5 separate regions of the Homo sapiens genome follow, and all the other regions are linked to region 5. Evidence: read pairs that join two places in POLR2A ChIA-PET (ENCODE). Cell type or tissue: MCF 10A. All regions are shown on one strand. Region 1 overlaps CMSS1 (cms1 ribosomal small subunit homolog). Region 2 overlaps CMSS1 (cms1 ribosomal small subunit homolog). Region 3 holds the start of HP09053 (a long non-coding RNA gene). Region 4 overlaps CMSS1 (cms1 ribosomal small subunit homolog). Region 5 holds the start of TBC1D23 (TBC1 domain family member 23).

The links. ChIA-PET counts read pairs that join two places held together with the same protein. Peaks named below come from ENCODE experiments on the same cell type or tissue, not always from the same donor. Only the 100,000 strongest peaks of a DNase experiment are listed, where the experiment ranks them.
Region 1: POLR2A ChIA-PET joins it to region 5 with 11 read pairs; 21 of 35 experiments call an interaction of 5 or more read pairs at or near these places.
Region 2: POLR2A ChIA-PET joins it to region 5 with 15 read pairs; 6 of 35 experiments call an interaction of 5 or more read pairs at or near these places.
Region 3: POLR2A ChIA-PET joins it to region 5 with 27 read pairs; 25 of 35 experiments call an interaction of 5 or more read pairs at or near these places.
Region 4: POLR2A ChIA-PET joins it to region 5 with 11 read pairs; 4 of 35 experiments call an interaction of 5 or more read pairs at or near these places.

Annotation. Positions count from the first base shown.
Region 1 is chr3:99,830,260-99,834,259 of GRCh38, forward strand. The region is part of intron 1 of CMSS1 (cms1 ribosomal small subunit homolog); the gene reads left to right. FILIP1L (filamin A interacting protein 1 like) reads right to left here. Exons shown (of 6, transcript NM_001387850.1): 6 at 1-346. The coding sequence ends at 155. The region is part of intron 1 of LOC105374010 (a long non-coding RNA gene); the gene reads left to right. Among named protein-coding and RNA genes, the nearest start is that of HP09053, 8.4 kb to the left of the region's middle. In MCF 10A, a CTCF peak has its summit at 1,907 (motif pointing right); a DNase peak (open chromatin) is centred at 1,912.
Region 2 is chr3:99,857,735-99,861,734 of GRCh38, forward strand. The region is part of intron 1 of CMSS1 (cms1 ribosomal small subunit homolog); the gene reads left to right. All of the region lies in intron 4 of FILIP1L (filamin A interacting protein 1 like), which reads right to left. The region is part of intron 1 of LOC105374010 (a long non-coding RNA gene); the gene reads left to right. Among named protein-coding and RNA genes, the nearest start is that of HP09053, 36 kb to the left of the region's middle. In MCF 10A, no CTCF peak of the experiment used is centred here; a DNase peak (open chromatin) is centred at 2,277.
Region 3 is chr3:99,822,760-99,826,759 of GRCh38, forward strand. All of the region lies in intron 1 of CMSS1 (cms1 ribosomal small subunit homolog), which reads left to right. HP09053 (a long non-coding RNA gene) reads right to left here and starts at 1,106. Exons shown (of 3, transcript NR_110821.1): 1 at 985-1,106. All of the region lies in intron 1 of LOC105374010 (a long non-coding RNA gene), which reads left to right. In MCF 10A, no CTCF peak of the experiment used is centred here; no DNase peak of the experiment used is centred here.
Region 4 is chr3:100,000,765-100,004,764 of GRCh38, forward strand. All of the region lies in intron 1 of CMSS1 (cms1 ribosomal small subunit homolog), which reads left to right. All of the region lies in intron 1 of FILIP1L (filamin A interacting protein 1 like), which reads right to left. The region is part of intron 1 of LOC105374010 (a long non-coding RNA gene); the gene reads left to right. Among named protein-coding and RNA genes, the nearest start is that of MIR3921, 38 kb to the left of the region's middle. In MCF 10A, no CTCF peak of the experiment used is centred here; DNase peaks (open chromatin) are centred at 947 and 2,267.
Region 5 is chr3:100,259,255-100,263,254 of GRCh38, forward strand. It overlaps TBC1D23 (TBC1 domain family member 23), which reads left to right and starts at 1,738. Exons shown (of 19, transcript NM_001199198.3): 1 at 1,738-1,817. The coding sequence starts at 1,765. RefSeq lists enhancers at 1,142-1,810, 1,546-2,035, 1,811-2,479, 3,817-4,000. In MCF 10A, no CTCF peak of the experiment used is centred here; a DNase peak (open chromatin) is centred at 1,617.

The sequences.
Region 1 (4,000 bases), 430 kb before region 5:
AGACGTGCTGCTTTTTGGGGGATGATCTTCATCAGGTCCACAAAGCTGCTTCACCATTTCCTGGAGAGATGGTCCTTTGGCCTTTCATAGTGGTAATTTTAGCTTTCCACATATTTCTGTAGATGAATGTATCCAGGCAGTGCATTGGTATGAGTTACCTTCTCCCTCCCACGTGGAGGAAGGTGTTGGAGGTGACAGTTCTCACGATGTGTAGCTTCCCACAGCCATTTTGGTAAATAGGCTTATCCATAGGCACTGTGGGGGCTTTAGTGGAAATCTTGGTGATGCCTGTAGATTTCGGTTTAGGGATCCGTGCTGGGATTCTCTGCTTGCATACCTCCTTGATCTTGAATTAAACAAGAGAACAAAAGGTAATTAATGGTACAGTTGGTGGAGAAGTAGAAATTGTTTAGGACATGGAGTCAGTTTGGAGGATTTGGCTTTGAAAGCACCAGTTTCTGGGGATGTATCAGATCAAAGATCGTCAGGTTGAAGAAAAGAATGTCAGTAAAGTAATCTGGTGTGTGTTGAATGTGTGCTGTGTGCACAGTTCTTGATAGAGATAGTGGTAGATACAGAGATGAATAGATATTTGGCAATCACGGTGTAGTAGGACATATACAAGAGTAGTGTCCCAAATTAATCTCAAAGAGCCATGAGATTGCCAGAGAAAGGTTAATTTCGAATGAGATTGTCTTTAAGAGTGCTTCATGAAGAATATGGCATTTGACTTGGGCCTTCAGACTTTTAAAAGTTTTCACAGTATGAGTGAGATGGGCAGCTCCAATGATGATTAGTGGAACAGCTTGGTAGTATGTATCAAGAGCCTTATGAATCTTTTCTAGGATGTAGAGAGGCAGTCAAGGATATTTGATTTTAGCATTGTTTATAATGATGAAAAATGGACAGTTAAATGAATAGGATGTGTTAAATGAATTATAGTATAATTATGACAACATGCTTTGTTAATGAGGCCAAAGCTTCAGGAAAACGTTTACTTAGATATGTTAAAAGTAGAATTTAAAACTGTGTACATGCTTTAATTATTTACATGTGAAGAGAAAAATACTAAAAGAAAATGCACCCATGCTATTGGTTGTTAACCCTGATTAGTGGACTTACAGGTACTTTTGATTTTTCTTACATTTTCTGTGTTCTCCACATATTTTATAGTAAGTATGCTATGAGAAAAAGGAACACTAAATTGTTTTAAAAGACGAAAAAGGAAGGAAACAACTTGGAGATCAGGACATTTCTGTGAACAACCATATTATCCAAGCCATGAGCAGTAGAAGCTGCAGTTGAAGTCAGTGACAGACTAATCAAGTCTGCTAATATTGTGACTATAGCATTAATAATAGCCTTCCCAAGATGGATTTCTGTGATGTCCTGTAACTTTATCAAGATTTAGATTGGGTCTCCAATTTAGTGTTCAAAAATCTATGTTGGGATCGTCTTTAAATTGTAGATTTCTGAATCTTACTCCTATGCATTGTAATTCATTGGTTTGTGGATATGTCCAGCAATTCACATTTTTAATAAACTCTCAGAGTGATTTCTTCAACTCAGGTGGTTGGCCTACCACACTTGGAAAAGTGCTGCCATAATTGAACTTCCTTTAGATGTAAGCTTTATTTTTTCTTCACCTGGAACTCTAGCCTACCTGGGTATGCATAGTTCAATACTGTGAAAGGCCGAGACAGATTGGTATGACACACAGTATTGGTGGAGCTCGTTTCTTTTGAGCAACACTGATACGTGTTGGTGAAGAAAATGTGGCTTGGAATGGTGGTCACTGATACTTTCAGGCCCAGCTGCCTGAAGGTTACTGGGCTCCTACTTGTTTCTACACCATTGATGTGCAAGCTTTTGTTTTCTAGGTAACTCCATTTTCATTACGTAGTTTTTACCTCTAGATGGCAGCAAAGGCTTGTTATTTTATCAGAACAACCCCAATTGTCATTCCTAAATCTTTTTTTTTTTTTTTTTGAGACGGAGTCTCGCTGTATCACCCAGACTGGAGTGCAGTGGCGCGATATCGGCTCACTGCAAGCTCCGCCTCCCGGGCTCCCGCCATTCTCCTGCCTCAGCCTCCCCAGTAGCTGGGACCACAGGCGACCGCCACCACGCCCGGCTAATTTTTTGTATTTTTAGTAGAGACGGGGTTTCACTGTGTTAGCCAGGATGATCTCGATCTCCTGACCTCATGATCCGCCCGCCTTGGCCTCCCAAAGTGCTGGGATTACAGGTGTGAGCCACTGCGCCCAGCCATTCCCAAATCTTTAAAAAAAAAAAAAAAAAGGCCTAGCGCAGTGGCTCATACCTGTAATCCCAGCACTTTGCGAGGCTGAGGCGGGCGGATCACTTGAGGTCAGGAGTTCGAGACCAGCCTGGCCAACACGGTGAAACCCTGTCTCTACTGAAAATACAAAACAGCCGGGCGTCGTGGCGCACTCCTGTAATCCCAGCTACTTGGAGGCTAAGGCAGGAGAATCGCTTGAACCCACGAGGCGGAGGTTGCAGTGAGCCGAGATCATAGCATTGCACTCCAGCCTGGGCCACAGAGCAAGACTCTGTCTCAAAAAAAAAAAAAAAAAAGTTGTTTTTTTTTTTTTTCTTGTATGACTTATCCTTGGACATGTTTCAGTAAATGAGGTATGGAGCATTAAAATGTGTCATCTCTTGGATCATTTTTATAGAGCGTTATGTCAAATAGCTCCAAGAAAGTTTTGTCCAAATTTGGAATGCATATTGCAAGAGAAATACATGCATATGGCTCTTTTAAGACCACACAGTGAATGTTCTACTCAGAGTTGGAGGCTCCTGGGTTTCATCAAAGAGCAGATGTCTTGGAGGAGATTAAGCAAGTTGGAAAGCTCATTCATAGAAGAAAACGATTTTTTAATAAATGCTTAACCCAGTTCAACATGAAGACTGGGATTTGGAATGCCTTAAAAGTCTGAAGGATGTTGAGTTCAATGAGGCAGAAGAAGTGGTTCCACCTAGGGAGCAGTAGAAAGAAGAGGAGTAAATTTGTGGAATATATTAAATTCTAAAAGTGTTGGTTTGTTTTATCCATAGATTCTCAAAAGAAACCTAGCAATCTAGAAGACTCCCTGGTTACAGTGAGTTATTAGAAGGCATTGAGTCATAATGAGCAAAAGAAGTATGGAAAGGTGAAGTGTTTTCAGTTGTATTCAAAGTCTCAGTTCTATAGCCCAATTTCTACATGACTCTTTTGTTCTTCCACTTTATCATGGAGCACAAATATACCAGAACAAAATCAGCATTTATGGAGAAACTATCAGATCTCAGACAGCTGGAGTCAGGATGTTTCCTTTTCTCTAAAGGAAATTAATTTTGTAAGTGCTTTGAACTTTTTGATCTGTATTGACAACGTGTTGTGTAAGAAAGCAGTGTTTTCTCAGGAGCGGTCCTGACTCCAGGGACTGCATCACACCTTAGCTCTAGAGGTTGAGAAGTTGAAGACTCCCAGAGACCTCTGGTCATTTTGATATGTGGTAATTGAGGTGGTGTGGGACGGTGGTTGGATTCAGGGCTGCTCACTCCCTTGGGGACTTAGCTGTGGAATGCTTGGCCAAGGCCATGTGTTATCAGAATTGACAGTGTTTTTGTAGTTTTGTTTTTATCTCAGTGTTTAATGGGAAAGTATATAAGCAATGATGATGGATATGGTGATGAAAAGAAGGAAATGCTAAACTGAAGAAAAATATATTTGAAATATTATTGCCTTCTTTTCTTTTGTCTTTTATATTGTTTGACAAATCACTGCTAATTTATGGGGAGTGGTGGAATGGAAATAAGAGATAATGAATCTGGCAGCTAGCCCAAAATTTCATAATGATGCTTTGGCTTTTTTCTCTTGATTTTTCTCAGAGCTCCCCTATTAAACAATGAAACTTTATCACTACAAGTTTTACGCTTTATACAGGAAAGGGTCTTTCAAAGGAAAGCTGTTTGATTTTATTAGCTCATTCTC
Region 2 (4,000 bases), 400 kb before region 5:
TTAGTTTCAGAAATCAGCCTGTAAATAGAGAATAACTTCAGAGTCAGCTTAGCTTCTCATCTGTCTCTTTAAGGAAACCTATTTTTCACTATGTTCACTATGTAAATCTTGAATTTAATGTTTCTGATGTTATGAATATGGCAAGACTTTTATTCATTTAATATACAAACAACAAAGACAATCATTAGTACTAAGGCTATCCTGAGATGAACAGGGGATAGAGGATCCTATTCTCAAAGTGTTTATAGGCTAATTAGGAAAGAAAAAGGAGATAGTTCCAGCACAATTCAGTAAAGGCTCCAGAGCAGTAGTTCGTAACCTTTTAGGTCTCATGACCCCTTTACACTCAAAAAATTTTGAGGACCCTAAAGAGCTTTTGAGTGTATGGGCTGTATCTATCTCTTTACTGTATTAGAAATTCAAACTAAGATTTTAAAAATACTCATTAGTGCCAGATGCAGTGGCTCACACCTATAATCCCAGCACTTTGGGAGGCTGAGGCAGGCGGATCATGAGGTGAGGAGATCGAGACCATCCTGGCTAACATGGTGAAACCCTGTCTCCACTAAAAATACAAAAAATTAGCTGGGCATGGTGGCACGTGCCTGTGGTCCCAGCTACTTGGGAGGCTGAGGCAGGAGAATTGCTTGAACCCGTGAGGCAGAGGTTGCAATGAGCTGAGATCACACCACTGCACTCCAGCCTGGGCGACACAGCAAGACTCTGTCTCAAAAATAAAATTTAAAAAAAATCATTTGTTAAAAATAATAAATAATAATAAATCCATCATCTGCTAAATAACATATTTTTATGAAAAAATACTTTTACAAAATTATTTAGTGAGAAGAGTTGCATTGTTTTACATTTCTGCAACTAATGTCTGGCTTAATTGAAGACAGCTGTATCCTCAGATCTGTTTCACACATTCCATTAGCTGTCAGAGAAATCATCACACGTCATGGAGCCTCTGGAAAACTCCATATACACTTCTGAGAGAATGAGAGAGAAAAAGGTTGTGTTATTATGAAGATATCTTCTTCACTCTCAAAGGGGGCCACACTTTAAGAACCATTACTCCAGAGGATAGACAGTTGAAACATCAGTGGCAAATTTGTCTTTCTCTGGAAAAGCGTCTGGTTTGGGCTGTCACCTTGTGCTTCTTCTGTCAGCCTTTTGCTTCATCCTGATGAAGTCCCCCAATTCACTGGCTTAGTCACTGCTTTGATGTTTCCATCATTAATAAAGCCAGTCACTTGCTAACCGTCAAACATAGATGGGAGATTCTCTGCCTTCAAATGTTCTCTCCCAGTCCACAGAAAAGTCCTAAATGACAAAACTGTTTTCATAAGACATTGTGTTTTGTTTGAAACTCCAATTTGAAATAAGAGTATGGAAACCACTAAGTTGCCTGGTTTTTATAAATGGGTCCATCCATAGTGCTATGCAGTTCAGCTGACATTTAATTCATTTCAGACCTTGATGAGACAAATACAGTGACAGCTACTATGTGCAAGGCACTGTACTTGCTATTTGTCAGTTCTTTTTTCCCCAAAACCTGCCTGTATTCTTGCACAGATCAGTCTGATCATACTTACAGTATTCTCCCAGTAACAACCAAATAGTATGATGATACCAAAGCTTGTTTGGTCTTAAGATGTTTGAAACAGTGTAACAGTCACCCTAGTCCTAAGTATGTAACTTCATTTTGATGGGCTTAAATTCCTGTATTTGTTCTCATTATTCCAGAGCTAGTTTAATACATTACTTTTTCTTCCTGATTTAATATGTTGATTACTAAGCAGAAAACTGCATACATCACACTCCTTTATTTATTTTTATATCTGCTCTCACAGCTAGACTTTGATAGCCTGATTATGATTATATCCCATTTTATCTTTTAGCAATTCTTGTCTAATACATAATTTTAACTGTGTTGCGTTGATAGTAGCTGTGTTCATGGTTAAATAACCATGGATTTCTAGCAGTTTGCAGAGTAATTACATGGAATTTATTGGAAAGCTTCTTTATTTGAGATAAATTTTGGTATCAGGCCTATAATTTATGTTTCCTTGCTTTCCTCCCTGCTTTTTCTATGGGACTTTTCACTGTTTAGTCTAAATTTTAAGAGCACTCATAAAAATAGCTGTGACCCGTCTTTTTTATTCTGTGTATGCTGCTTCCTTGTATTTCACAAGTCAAAGGTTTTCTAAAAATTACAGCTACAGCATACCATAGCCATAATGTAATGTACAATTCATTTGACTTAGTCAGCAAGATCAGTAGAACAGTAACACTTTTTTTGGCATCTGCTAGTTGAATATGAGTGTACATCTATGTCTGCTTTATGTCCTTGTTACTGAAGATCCTGTCATCATCACTGAGATCCTTTAGAGATACCATAAATGGGTCCAGACCCAGCAATTTGGGTTAATACTATTTTCCTTCATTGTGAAATAAGAATTAGGGCAGGAAGTTAAGAAGGAGGCTTTAGCTTGGTGTCAGAGGAATATATGGTAAAAATGGTATACTGTTAGTCATTACTCTTCATCACCTGAACGATTAATCTTACTAGGCCCCCCAGAGGTCAGGAGAAGTGAAATAAGATGGAAATAGTCAAATGACCCATTAATTATAAGGAGCTTGGTAGCTTTTAGCAGAGAATCAGGATTCTAAAAAGCGGTACTGAAATCCTCAAATTGAGCACAAGGACTGGAATTGAGGCAAATCTCACTCTTTTAAGAGCAGAAAAAGGAGCAAAGTAACTGAGAAAAAGGGTCTCTGAAAGGTGAGGTTCCAGAACAAGTAAAAGGCCAGTCTGAGGGTCCACAGGCACAGAACTTGGGTAGTTAGGCAGCTACAAGGAGAATATTTTCATCTTGAGAACAAAGGAGGTGCCCATGATTCTGGGCTAGAAAAGACACTGTCCATGCTGCTATGAAAGGGCCAGGTGGAGACTTGAAAAGATGCTCAGGCTAGACCTGGAAGAAGAAACTGGAACTGACAGGGGAGTGACAACAAGTACAGCACATGTAAATTTGTACCAGGATAATTACTGCCTAAATAATGTGTTTTGACTTCTGCAGTACTGTATTGTTAGGGAGCTTTCTAGTAAGAACCTTTGGACAATGGATGTTCATTTAATACCGTGAATATTGTGCCTCTCCTATCACTCTTTTAATTTTTCTTATTAAAAATACCTACTCAAATGAAGTTTTCTTTATGCCGTTTACTCAGATGACATCTATCAAGAAGGAGCTTTTAAAAAGTTAATTACTGTGAATACACTGCTGTGCTAGAGAGTCTACTCATTTTTCTCACTTTTCTTTTTGTTTTCCTCCCCCACCCCCTGCTCCCACCACCACTCTGAATTGGGGTTCTTGATTATTTAGAAAAGATCCCTTAAATCAAAGTTTCCTCTTTTCCATACTTTCCATTTTGATTGTTAATACACCCCCGCCCTCCCAAAAAAAATTACCTGTCTTCCAACAGATTAAGACTTTAGGTCTTTGTCAGACTAACAGTTTCAGGTAGATGTCCCCTTAATCCTCCAAAGCCTACCTGGGCCTTCCACAGCCATGATGCCTTCCCCTGGCTGCCCTGTCCCTCTAGGGAGAAGTATCCAAAAAGCCACTCAGCATGTGATGCCTTGTATTATCACAGATGTGTGTGTATTCCTGAAAGTGCCTCCTAGTTCATGGCATACAGAGCTGCCTTTACACCTAGCATTGTGATGGTGCTCCTCCTGGGCTTGTCCTCAGGTTCCTAATGCTTTCATTGTTTATCATTGTCTCCATTCCTTCCTCCCACTCTCTGCAGTTGATTTTGTACTCTCTGTGATCTGCGTTCTTCTGTATCTTGTCTGTTTGCCCAAGGTAGCCTTCTTTAAGACAGGGATAATGTCTTCCCTACTGCCTGTTCCCTATTACCCCCAGCAAGAGATTGCAGTAAACAGTGCAGGTGGCAGAGGGCAGGTGGAATGACTGACAGCATGTACACTCTC
Region 3 (4,000 bases), 440 kb before region 5:
GTAATAATACCAGCTTGCATTTGTTGAGCACTTAACTACCTGCCAGATGCTGTTTTGATTGCTTTACATGTTCTAGTTAATTTAATCTTCCCAAGTACACCAGCGGTAGTTACTGTTGTTATCTTTATTTTACTGATGAGGAAGTTGAGACACTGAGAAATTAAGTGATTTACTTAATACTATTTAATTTAATTCACCCAATACTATCTATTTAATTGGTAAATAGGGGAGCTGTGATTCATATGCAGGCAGTCTGAAACCAGAGCCTGTGTGCTTATATTTCGCATTCTCATTATCAGTGGTAAGAATCTCATCTCTAAAGGAATAATCTGTTATCGGCTTAAAGAGACTCATAATTTAGAAAGTCTTTTGTTTATATATCATTATGAAATTGTGTCTATTAGTTTTCCAAAGTTTACTCTTTTAAAGAACACTGGTTACTTGGAGCTACAAATAAGCAGCTTTTCCATTTGGGCTTTGAGAACCATTTCTGCCAGTAACTCAAACCTGATCCTGGAGCTCAAAGCTTAACATATGTGGCTGCCTTCTTTAAATCTTTACTTAGTTATTTAATAGGGATGTCAAATGTAAACAAGACCCAGCTACTGAATTATTCTCCAAACCTGCTTTTTCTCCAAACTTTCCTGTCTCCATAAATTAAACCACCAACTACCCAATTTCACAAAGGCCTAGCAGTATTCTGATTTATTTATTTTTTTCACCCCTATATCTCATCCATCAAGTCCTGTTGTCACTACCTCGAAAACATATCCTGATTCTTTCTTTGCATTTTTCTTCGCTCTGCCTCCATTGGAGTATACATTTTCATCCTTACTGCCATAAGCTTCTAACAGGGCTCAGAGTTTCCACCTTGTCCCTCACTCACCAGCTAGAGGCCTTTTGAAAAGAAGTCAGGCCACTTTCCTGCTTAAATCTTCCAATAGCTTTTTCCCTGGCACATAGAATGAAATTCAGATTACTTACCATGGCTGGTGGCCACCAGGTCTTCTACTATTTACTCCCCTATAGTTTATGCTGCCCCACCCACACCAGCCTTCATTCTGTTCCTCAGTAGGCCACACTCATTCTGTCTTACTTAGCCGTTTGTGTTAGCTGTTCTTTTCCTTTCTGTCCTGTCCTTCTGATTGGCTGGCTTTCTTTCTTTCTTTTTTTTTTTTTTTGAGCTGGAGTCTCGCCCTGTCACCCAGGCTAGAGTGCAGTGGTGCGATCTCAGCTCACTGCATCCTCCACCTCCTGAGTTCAAATGATTCTCCTGTCTCAGCCTTCTGAGTAGCTGGGATTACAGGCGCCTGCCACCACACCCAGCTAACTTTTGTATATTTAGCAGAGACGGGATTTCACCATGTTGACCAGGCTGATCTCGAACTCCTGAGCTCTTGATCCGCCCGCCTCAGCCTCCCAAAACACTGGGATTACAGGCATGAGCCACCAGGCCCGGCCAGCTGGCTCTGTCTTAACATTAAGTACTCAGTTCAAACGTCACCTACTCAGAGTGGCGCTTCCTGATCAGGCAGTCTAGAGTAACTATCTAGGTGCTCTATTACATTATCACAATATCTATTAAATTATTATGTTATTATAATTCTCAGCAGAGCACTTAGCACCAACTATTATTTTTCCTTGTTAAATTAATTACTTTTTCCCAGCAGTAGACTGTAAGAGCTCCATGTGAGCAGGTATTTTGTTTGTCTTGTTTGCTTTAGTTTCAGGGCCTAGAGTAGTATCTGGATACAGCGAAGGCACTCATTAAGTATTTGTTAGTTAACCAATTAATTATTAATATTTCGTAGTCACACCTTGAAGACCTCAACCTAGGAGATCTTTATCAAAAGAACCTTGATCTGCTGGCAGATTTGTCAAACTCCTGTCCAGGCTTTTGACAGATTTGGCAAATGCCGCTTTTCTCTTTTCAAAATTACATTAGTAGTCCTTGTAAAACTGTGTCTAACATTTTATTGTAACCATATTTGGATTTAATTTTATAAATTACGTTTGGAAAGAGGACAAGAGACTCTTTGTAAATAAGCCTGTAATTTTTACTGGTGACAGCTTTTGTCACCTAGAATCAATGTGCTTATTCTTTTTGAGATTGCTGAAATGAGCTTTGTAAATATTTTTGTTGTAATATCATTTTATGGTATATTCTTCAAATTATATTGCTTTATCCATGGTGAATTCCTTCTGGAAATGGAGTAGGGGAGCACCTTGGATCTTTTCTTTAAACCCAAGTACCCAGGTTTTTTTGTTCTGTGTTTTTTCTATTTTCACACCAAAGTTAAACCTTTACAGTATTAGTTTTACATATAGACAGTCTTGCATTGTAGATGTTGTAAGGCATTGTCTCTACATATAAAATTCAGACTTGGAATATTTGTAGGAGATGTTAATAACACACAACAGAGGATCGACTTCTGGGCATGTTGTTTTCATAATCATTCGTCAAGCTCTCATGCTTAGCCTTGTTTTAGACACTGTACCAGAATTAGAGGGAAAAAACATAATCAGCTTACATTACAGGATTTACACATTGATGTGGTTCAGTCAAAATGCAAATAGTATTGACAGATATTCAGGGGCAAAACACAGGGGCAGGATGAATTTAAAAAGCAAGGGGAAGGAAAGAAGAAAGAGGAGGGAGAAAAATGACTATGTTATTAGTCATTGCTCTACACTTGAAGGCTGTAACAGATGGACACTTAGATAACCTTCATGGTCTGGTTTAATTTACTGCATATAATTTCCACAGTTCTTTCAGATGATTAAATGAGTGGTTCTTGACAACAATTACGAACATTTAAAGGTGGAAATTTATGCATATTTCCCTAAATTGCATGTCAGGTAGTTCCTGCTATAATTTTGCTAAATGTCCATGAATCTCTTGAAAAATACAACTCATAAATGTGGAAGGCCTATACATAACTTCCATTTCCTCCCTCAGATTCAATAATAATATATCATTTTGTGGCACAAATCTTTTTTTCTTTTTTTCTTTTTCTTTTTTTTTTTTTTTTTTTGAGACAGAGTTTTGCTCTTGTCCCCCAGGCTGGAGTGCAGTGGCGCAATCTTGGCACACTGCAACCTCCGCCTCCTGAGTTGAAGCGATTCTCCTGCCTCAGCCTCCTAAGTAGCTGGGACTACAGGTGCATGCCACCATGCCTGGCTAATTTTTTGTATTTTTAGTAGAGGGGGGTTTCACCACGTTAGGCAGGATGGTCTTGATCTCCTGTCCTCATGATCCGCCTGCCTCCGCCTCCCAAAGTGCTAGGATTTACAGGTGTGAGCCACGGAGCCCGGCCCAGCACAAGTCTTTTATCTGTTGTTAATCTGATGTTATTTAGTGGAACACTTCAGATGCATTCATAGAATTATACATTTTACTAAATATATCACAGCTTGAAATATAGTTTCCCCATTTTTATCAGCTTTCATAGAATTCTTAATTGATTTTTAAATGGCTAATATTGCTTATAAAAAGTAGTTGATCAAGCTCTTAAATTCCTATTTCTGAGTTCCTTGTTCTAGTTCACACTAGACCAGAGGTCAGCAAACTTTTTTCATATAAATCCAGATAATAAATATTTTAGGTTGTGTGGGTCCAGTCATCACCGTCATAACTGCTGTTGCAGTGTAAAAGCAGTCATAGAAAATAAATGTGTAAACGAATGAGTATGGCTGTGTTCCAATAAAATTTTATTTATGGACAACAATATTTGAATTTTATGTAATTTTCACGTCACAAAATAGTCTTATTTTGATTGTTTTTCAACTTTCACAGTGGGTTGAATTTGGCCTGTGAACCGCAGTTTGCAAACGCTGCCCCAAACTCAAAGTCACATCGTGAATTGTATGTCACGTGTCTTCAGGAGAAGAAATTTGAAACAAATCCAGAGAGAATTGTGTTTTACCTTAGTTACTCCGTTACTTAGTAGTTATCAGCTATGTATTAGACCAGTCACATATCTGTTAAAATCAGATATTT
Region 4 (4,000 bases), 260 kb before region 5:
GTTTACAGTTTGGTGTTTATTGTTTGAAGTGTATTGAAATGTGTACACAAATAACATACAGATTGGTTTACAAATAATGGAACACTTTAACAAATATATTACTCAGTAACTATGTTGTATATAAATGTGTAGTCAAAGCCTGTAGTTGACCTACGGCAAGACACTTGTAAGAGTAGCTCCTTGATTTAATGCCAACTATGTTTTCTATAAGATAACCTAGTTACTGGGTGATAGATTTTTTAAAACTGTTCAATTCCCTTTGAATTGTTCTATATTTCACACACACACACACTCTTCCCAAAAATATTATTGTGCCTACTTATTAATGCAGTTATTTTAGAGGTTAGCTGTCCTCCCAAAATTGGCTTAGATTTAAATAGGGTTAAGTGGTGATAAATTTAGTAGTAGTAGCCATACCCTCTCACTTTGTCTCAGTTCACCTATTTAATAGTATACTATGACCAGCAGATCAAATCAGACCCTTAATCTGTTTTTGTAAATAAAGTTTTATTGGAACATGGCTATACTCCTTCATTTACATATTATCTATCGCTGTTTCTGTGACGCAGTGTCAGAGGTGAGTAGCTGCGACAGAGATCACATAGCCCACAAAATCTGAAATATTACTATCTGGCTTTTTAGGGAAAAAGTTGGCTGACCACTTCCCTAGTTGATCAAAAAGATTATACCATCAGTAATCAATCAGAACAACCCAACTGAGCCCAGTTTATGAGAATGTATTGGTGGTTCTGGGATTTTACATCTTTAAAACTCTATCTGATTGCTTTTCGTAGGAAGAAAGTCAGCCAGAACATTGTTAAATGACAGGGTGGGGAGGGAGTGGGAGACATGTTCCATCTAGTTGGGTCTTGTCTTCCTGTCAGGCAGGTCACATCTTCTCCCTTTCTCTTCTTTCCTCTCCCAAAAGAAACAGTACACATTGCAGATGTGGCCAAGGTTTTCAAAATACCTGTAGGTTGGATCCTTTGAATTTAAACCAGTCTGCCAAGTCTTTGCTGCCAAGCCTCATAAATCATTTGGCTGAATAATTAAAGGGATGGGTGTCTTGTTGAATGCTGCACCAGGTGTGGTGGGGCAACTTACCCTCCCCTAAGCTGCTCAGCATAGAAGGTCGGGGACCCAACACGGTGTCGCCTATGAGGGAAGCACAATGAGACATCTGGTTTTCATCTCCAGTGGGCTTGTCCATATCCCCCCCAATTCTGAAGCTTTGTTGGAAATGCCCCTCTCTGGAGATTCCATCACAAATCTGCTGGTGATGCGTGTGTGACTGTTTGCAGCTCTGGAAAAGCGCGGTGCCACTGCAAGTGGAAAACATGCCCAAAGCTCACTGGGACTGACCACCTCCTGTACAGACCTGTGTCTCTAATGAATTCTTCTTTATTTGGAGCTGATGGTGTTGTACTTAAAAGCTGCTGGGTAAATCACGCACAGACTGATCATGATTTTGGTTTAGAGTTAGGTTAGAGCATCTCTTTTAAGTTATGAATTATTATGAATTTTTTGTACCTTCAAAACTTCTTGTTGTTCAAAACATTCTCCATACAGAAGATAGGTCTTAATACATTATATCCCCTGATACACATTTGCTTTCAAGCTTCTGTGGCTTAGACTGGAGTATCTCTATAATCTCAGGAGTGAATATTCACATTTTCTAGAACCACCAGTTTCTGCCTGCCACTGCTTACTTGCTTTTACAAGATTTGCACACAGGTACACACTCTTCTAGTAATTCCGAGTAGGATGGAAGTAGCCTAAAATTTGAGTGACCTAGATAGCTGATAAAAAGTAAAGCTGATTTTATGCCTAGCTTTTAAAACCAAATGCATATCTGTCCATCATATGGGTGTGATTGACCTCAATTTTTAATGATGAAATTACATAGCTAAAAAAGACCTTGAAGCTCATCTAATTGTACATGTGGAAACGGGGCCTGTGGACCTGGAGTGACTTGTCCAAAATGATGAAGCCTAGTCCCTTAGGCCTTAGACCAGGTGGCTTGATCTCTAGTTATACATCCCACCCCTATGACTTCCCCTCTAAAGCATGATTTAAACAAAAGGAAGTACCAGAAACTTCAGTTTGGGTTCATATTGCCTTCTCTGATGAGTATGTGTATGTTCTGAAGCTCTCTCTGCTGTCTGCAAATCAGACATTCTTGCTGGGTTGCATCAGAGTCCAGGCGACAAGATTGATGAAGAAAGGGCAGAGGAGGGATGACGTAATGGATTGTGCAGCATTTACCTGCGAATTATCTCTAGCTGTGTACTGCTTGATGTCTGTGTGACTCACATACTGAGGTACTGCCATCCCTATTATTCAGCACTGTAGCCTCACACTTACCTCACCCTGTGTTTCTCTCCTTTTCCTGCCAAATCTGATTAGAAGCACTTTTGTTGTAAGCCCATGTTTATGAAGCCATAAGTGGACTTCATACCAATGACCATGTGGAGAAAATAAAAGAATGTTAGAACTGGCAAGTTACACATTGACTCAGTCAAACCAGCTTGATTTCTGTCTCAGTGTAGTGCAGTAAATACTTACATAGCACCTGCCATATGCCCAGCACTGTCAGGGTTTTCTTCCCTTACGTGGTTGTTTTGTCTTCTTAGCTTCAGTTTAACCAATGCACCTAGAATAAACCTGTAGCAAGTGCCTACCATGTGCAAGTGACTATGATAGATGCGTTCACATGCATTTTTTCTTTTGAATCTCAAAACAACCCTGTGAAGTATCCATTTTGTAGATGGCCCAGGTGACTTAGCTAATGTGTGTCAGAATTGGAATTAGAATCTCAGTCCCTTGACACTAAGTACAGTGTTTTTTCCAGTGCATCACAAGTATATTTGATTTGTGTACTCGAGAAGTTTTTGCAAGAAAACTCTCCAGTTTTCTTAAGGTCATCTTCATACTTGATCTATGATCTTCATACTTGATCTAGTGTCTGCCTCTGTTGTTTGTTTACCCTTGAGATGCTAAAAGTCAAGAGCATAGACATATGTATATTTATTGAGCAATAACCATTAAGTTCTATGTTGAAGTTGTATCATACAAACACTAACTTTGCATGAGTTCAACTACACCTGCTCAGCAAATGAATATAAAGAGAGAAGGCATAAAAATTTACATTGTGCAAACAAGTCTTCTCAGGTTGTATTCAATGAGTCTATGCCTGGGAATGAACCTGAAATGGACGGTGTATATTGATTTTTCTGTACATGTCTGTTCCCACCTGCCTCTCTCAGGGTAAGCATCTTGCCTTACTCAGATGGTTACCAAAACTGGAGGCAAAATCCACCTTGATTCGGCCTACTGAGAGACAGTATTGGCTTCCTGCATGATGCCTTCCTAGGGGATTTGCAAGGTAATTTTGACATAAATTGAGGGTTTTTTCCCCCTTACATATTCTCCAAGAAACCTAAACTCCAAGTAAAATGCAGCTTCCGTAGGATGATAGTGGGTTGCATATAATCAAGGAGGGGATTTTTCTTTAGAGTGAACTGAAACTGTCTTGGGCTCAAGAACATTGTGTATAATGGTAGCTGAACATATCTTCTATTCTCTGTGTATTGTGACAGGTTGGAAGGATTAATACTGAGAAGATCAAATATTCTTTGTGTTCATAAGAGAACTGTGTTACCACTGAAACCAAGGGAGGAGAACCAACAGAAGGAAAAATCCAATGAGGTCACCCATCAGAGTGGTGGAGAAAAAGGATTAAGAAAATCCCATTAAATTTAGTTGCAGGTGACGTTTGAAAGAATAGTTGTAGTCAATTATAAGGTCAAAACCAAGATACAAGGAATTAAGAAACATCATCATCATCAGGACAGAGTAGCCAACAGGATGTCATGAAACCAAAAGAGGACGGCTTCATGAAGAGAGAGCACCATAGGTGGGGGTTGAGGAATGAGAACTGGGACTAGGTAGTGATAATACCTAAAAGGTAGGATTGGTGGGTTTAAAAGTGGAAGCACGT
Region 5 (4,000 bases):
GCATAGACTACATGCCCATGAAGCTGGCTCTGGCTCCATTAAAGAACATAGAAGTCAGAACTTTCCACTTTATTTTGACAGAATAAAGAACTGTTTAAAAATGTCAAGTGACATATTTTTAATGGGAAAATATTTTACCAGAGACTATAAAGCAGTTGCTGATTTAATTATACTCAAAATGAATCATAATTGAGGACTAGAATCTTCTTAACCAGTGAGCAACTGCTTCTCATGTCAATGACTGAATAGGTTTTAAAACCATTTTCTGAAAAGTTTCTGAAAATCTACTGGCAACAATTGAAGGGACCCAGGGGAGGTCCTGAATATTAGAATGGTAATGTGACCTAGATTCACGTCTTTTATTCTTTTTGATAGAGGGCATCTACAGTCTCATTCTATGTTAAAAGAAATGTTCCCTAACAGAGAACTGAACATTACAGAGATCCGGGCCTTGGAAGTGGGTGCAGTACCATGCAGATCTGTATTATTTCCCTTTAGGGAAGAGAGTGAACATGTTTTTGGTTGTAAATGAGATAGCTGTACTGTTTTGTATCTATTTAAAACAAATAGTTTTTGAAACTATGAAACATTTTAGATACCTAAGTATAGACTCTATAAAGAACACTGGCCACCTATGTGGCCACCTTGGGGCCCTTAATAAATATTTAAAAATTCATGGAAACTCCTCCCTTTCCCTGAATGTAACTGCCATTCCGAGTTTTCTATATATCATTCTCCTGCATTTTAAACTCATATGGATCTATTTTAAATATATTGTCTTTTAAACACCAACTATAAATGATACCATACTTTACCTATCCGTCTGCAATCTGTTTTGCTCATTTAACAGCGTATTTTTCAGATGTATCCATATTGTTACATGCAGTTCTACTTCATCACTGTTGTTTTCAGGGCTTGCAAAAGCGTTTCTTTAGGTCCATCCTCCTGAGCGTGTGCTCACCCCAAGGCCCCGGCGGTGGCCAAGTGTCCGCCCATGCGGTGTAAAGGGGAAGTGGAACGCGTAGAGAAGGATTTTGGCAGCTCTGCTTGCCTGGAATTCCAGTCCTAGAATTCTAAATTCGGACTTGATCTTCCAGACTGTTAGGAAGATATATTTAAGGTAGGAGGCTAGAACGTATCTCCTTTAGTATATAGCTTCATTTACAACTTTTAAATATTCAGTCAAAAAGTATGTGGGCCTTCATTTACACTTTTGACGGGGCCTCACAAATAGGGGTGGTCTGCCCCTTTCCTTACGTCCCACTCTTTCTTCAAATTAAATTGCTACAGCAGGAAATTACTGAACTGTGGCTCTTCTCCTACGTCCGCCTTCCCTATGTCAATTCCCATTTCCCTTGCTTTCTCCAATAGTTAGGACTGTAAATTCTAACTTTGTTAATTTCGACGCCAAGCTGGAATGAAGACGCTAAGTGGACGCTAAAAAGACACGCTGTTTGTCACACAAGGCCTCCAACTGGGACGGCGTCCACCGCGCCCCGCCCCGCCCGCGGCACCGTGGCATCTTGGGACATGTAGTCTTTGGAGGGGCAGCTGCCTCCACCAAGTCTCCTCCCCCAAGACGCTGCCTTTCGGCCTCGGGACGCCGTGACGTTGCGTTCCTCCAGTCCCTTGCCACCTCCCTCTTTCTTCCCCTCTGGGGAAGCTCAGTGCTGGACTTCCGAAGACCTTTTACGACATTGAGTCTCGGAGTTGGTCTCAGCGCCGGATCCACTTTTCGGCAAAGTGACGTGGACGTCAACAGCAATGGCGGAAGGAGAAGATGTGCCGCCGCTGCCAACGTCGAGCGGCGACGGCTGGTGAGTGAAAGCCGGGGCTAATTTCCAATGCCCCTTTATTCTTCCTTCTCACCATCTTGCCGGTCCCCGAGGAGCCGTCTGGCGTCGGCATGGAACGGAGAGGCCGGTCCTAGGCGAAGTCCGGTGCCCTGCCCTACCCCTCTGCCAGCTGGGTGCCCCCTGCCTGCCTGGTTCTGCCCAAGGGACTGGGGCGGGACTCCCAAGGAGAGGGGTGTCATCCAGGTGCTGGGCCTCAGAACGGTCCTCCTGTGTCGTCTGTCAGTCTCCAAAGTGTGCTGGAGTGGGTGGCTTCAGGGCTGGGTTTGGCCGGAGTCCTGGCTGTGGGAGTTGGAGTAGGCTGAAGAAGGAAGTTTGTTGGATGCAGATCTGAGTCACTAAAATACAATGTGAAGAAAAGACGTTTTGAAATGACCACTGCGACCTTCGCCTGAGGGTTCAGAGGTTGACCCGAGGAGAATCCCTCCCACTTAGTTGGTATACTTTTTTTTATTCTGGCTGTTATCTCGTTTTGCATTCCAACAGTTTTCATCGTTCGTCTCCTTCACGCAAGTCATCTTTTCCCCTACTACCACATTTCTCACAGCTCGATTTCTGAGCTTTGGATGCAGTGTGGGACTTTGCTCTTACTGCACCCAAGCTGTTGCATGCTTACCTGATTTATACTCGGGATTGTGGGGGAAGACCGCCAATAATTTTTTGGTAAACTGCTCACCCAGTGTTAATCTTTGGGAAAGGCTTCTACTTTTGAAATAGTTGATCTCACGATACACTGTTAGGTTGTACAACATCATTTTTTAAAAAGGGACCTTTAGAGGCTTGTCTAAATTTTACAGTTGATCTAAGTGTATTGACCACATGTATTAGTTTTGGATTTGCTTGTTCGTTATATTGTATGTGTACAGCTCATGGGCACTTTAAAAATAATACAGGACATTGATAGACATCGACTTTAATCCCAGAGGAAAAAAATGGAAATCGTTGAAAGGGATAGATAATTAGTAATTAAGAAATTCAGCTCTCCATTAGCAGACATCAAACATTACCGTAGCGCTGGGCTCTCCAAGGTGTCAGAGGAAAACTTCATGGTGATCTAGATATAGTTTTTTTTTCTTCAACTTGCTTATGTTGGAGTTGGGAAGGTGTAACAAGGTAAAATTAATCTTATTCTTTGTGAGTGTGATTCAAAGTGTTACGAGAGGTTGGCGGTGGGGGCTGGGGCAGTTGGAGTCACTGGGGGAAAGCTTCATGAAAGCAGCAGTGTTTCAACTAGGCTTTGAAGAATAAGTAGGATTTAAGCCCCAGGGCTGTCTAATAGAAGCCACATATTGTAATTTAAAATTATGTAGTAGCAGCATTTAAAACTGAAAAGAAGGCTGGGCGCGGTGGCTCACGCCTGTAATCCCAGCACTTTGGGAGGCCGAGGCGGGCGGATCACTTGAAGTCAGGAGTTCCAGACCAGCCTGACCAACATGGTGAAACCCCGTCTCTACTAAGAATATAAAAATTAGCCGGGCGTGGTGGCGCGTGCCTGTAATCTCAGCTGCTTGGGAGGCTGAGGCAGGAGAATCGCTTGAACCCGGGAGGCAGAGGTTGCAGTGAGCCGAGATCGAGCCACTACTGTCCAGCCCGGCGGCAGTGTGAGGCTCGGTCTCAAAAAAAAAAAAAAAAAAAAAACACTAAAAAGAAACAGGTGAAATCAGTTTTAATAATCTATTTAACATATTTCAACATGTAATCATTGTTTAAAAAATTAGATAATTGTACATCTTTTTTGTGCCAAGTCTTCAAAATCCAATGTGCATTTTACAGCTACCTTATATTTCAATTTGGTCTAGCCACATTTCAGATATTAAATATCCACACATGGCTTGGAGCTAACATATTAGTGCAGAATCAGATTAAGAGATGGGAAAGGCCTCTGAATGGAGTAACTTTCATGCGCGTCCGTGTGAAGAGACCACCAAACAGACTTTGTGTGAGCAATAAAGCTTTTAATCACCTGGGTGCAGGCGGGCTGAGTCCGAAAAGAGAGTCAGCGAAGGGAGATAAGGGCGGGGCCGTTTTATAGGATTTGGGTAGATAAAGGAAAATTACAGTCGAAGGGGAGTTGTTCTCTGGCGGGCAGAGTGGGTGTCCCAAGGTGCTCAGTGGGGGAGCTTTTTGAGCCAGGATGAGCCAGGAAA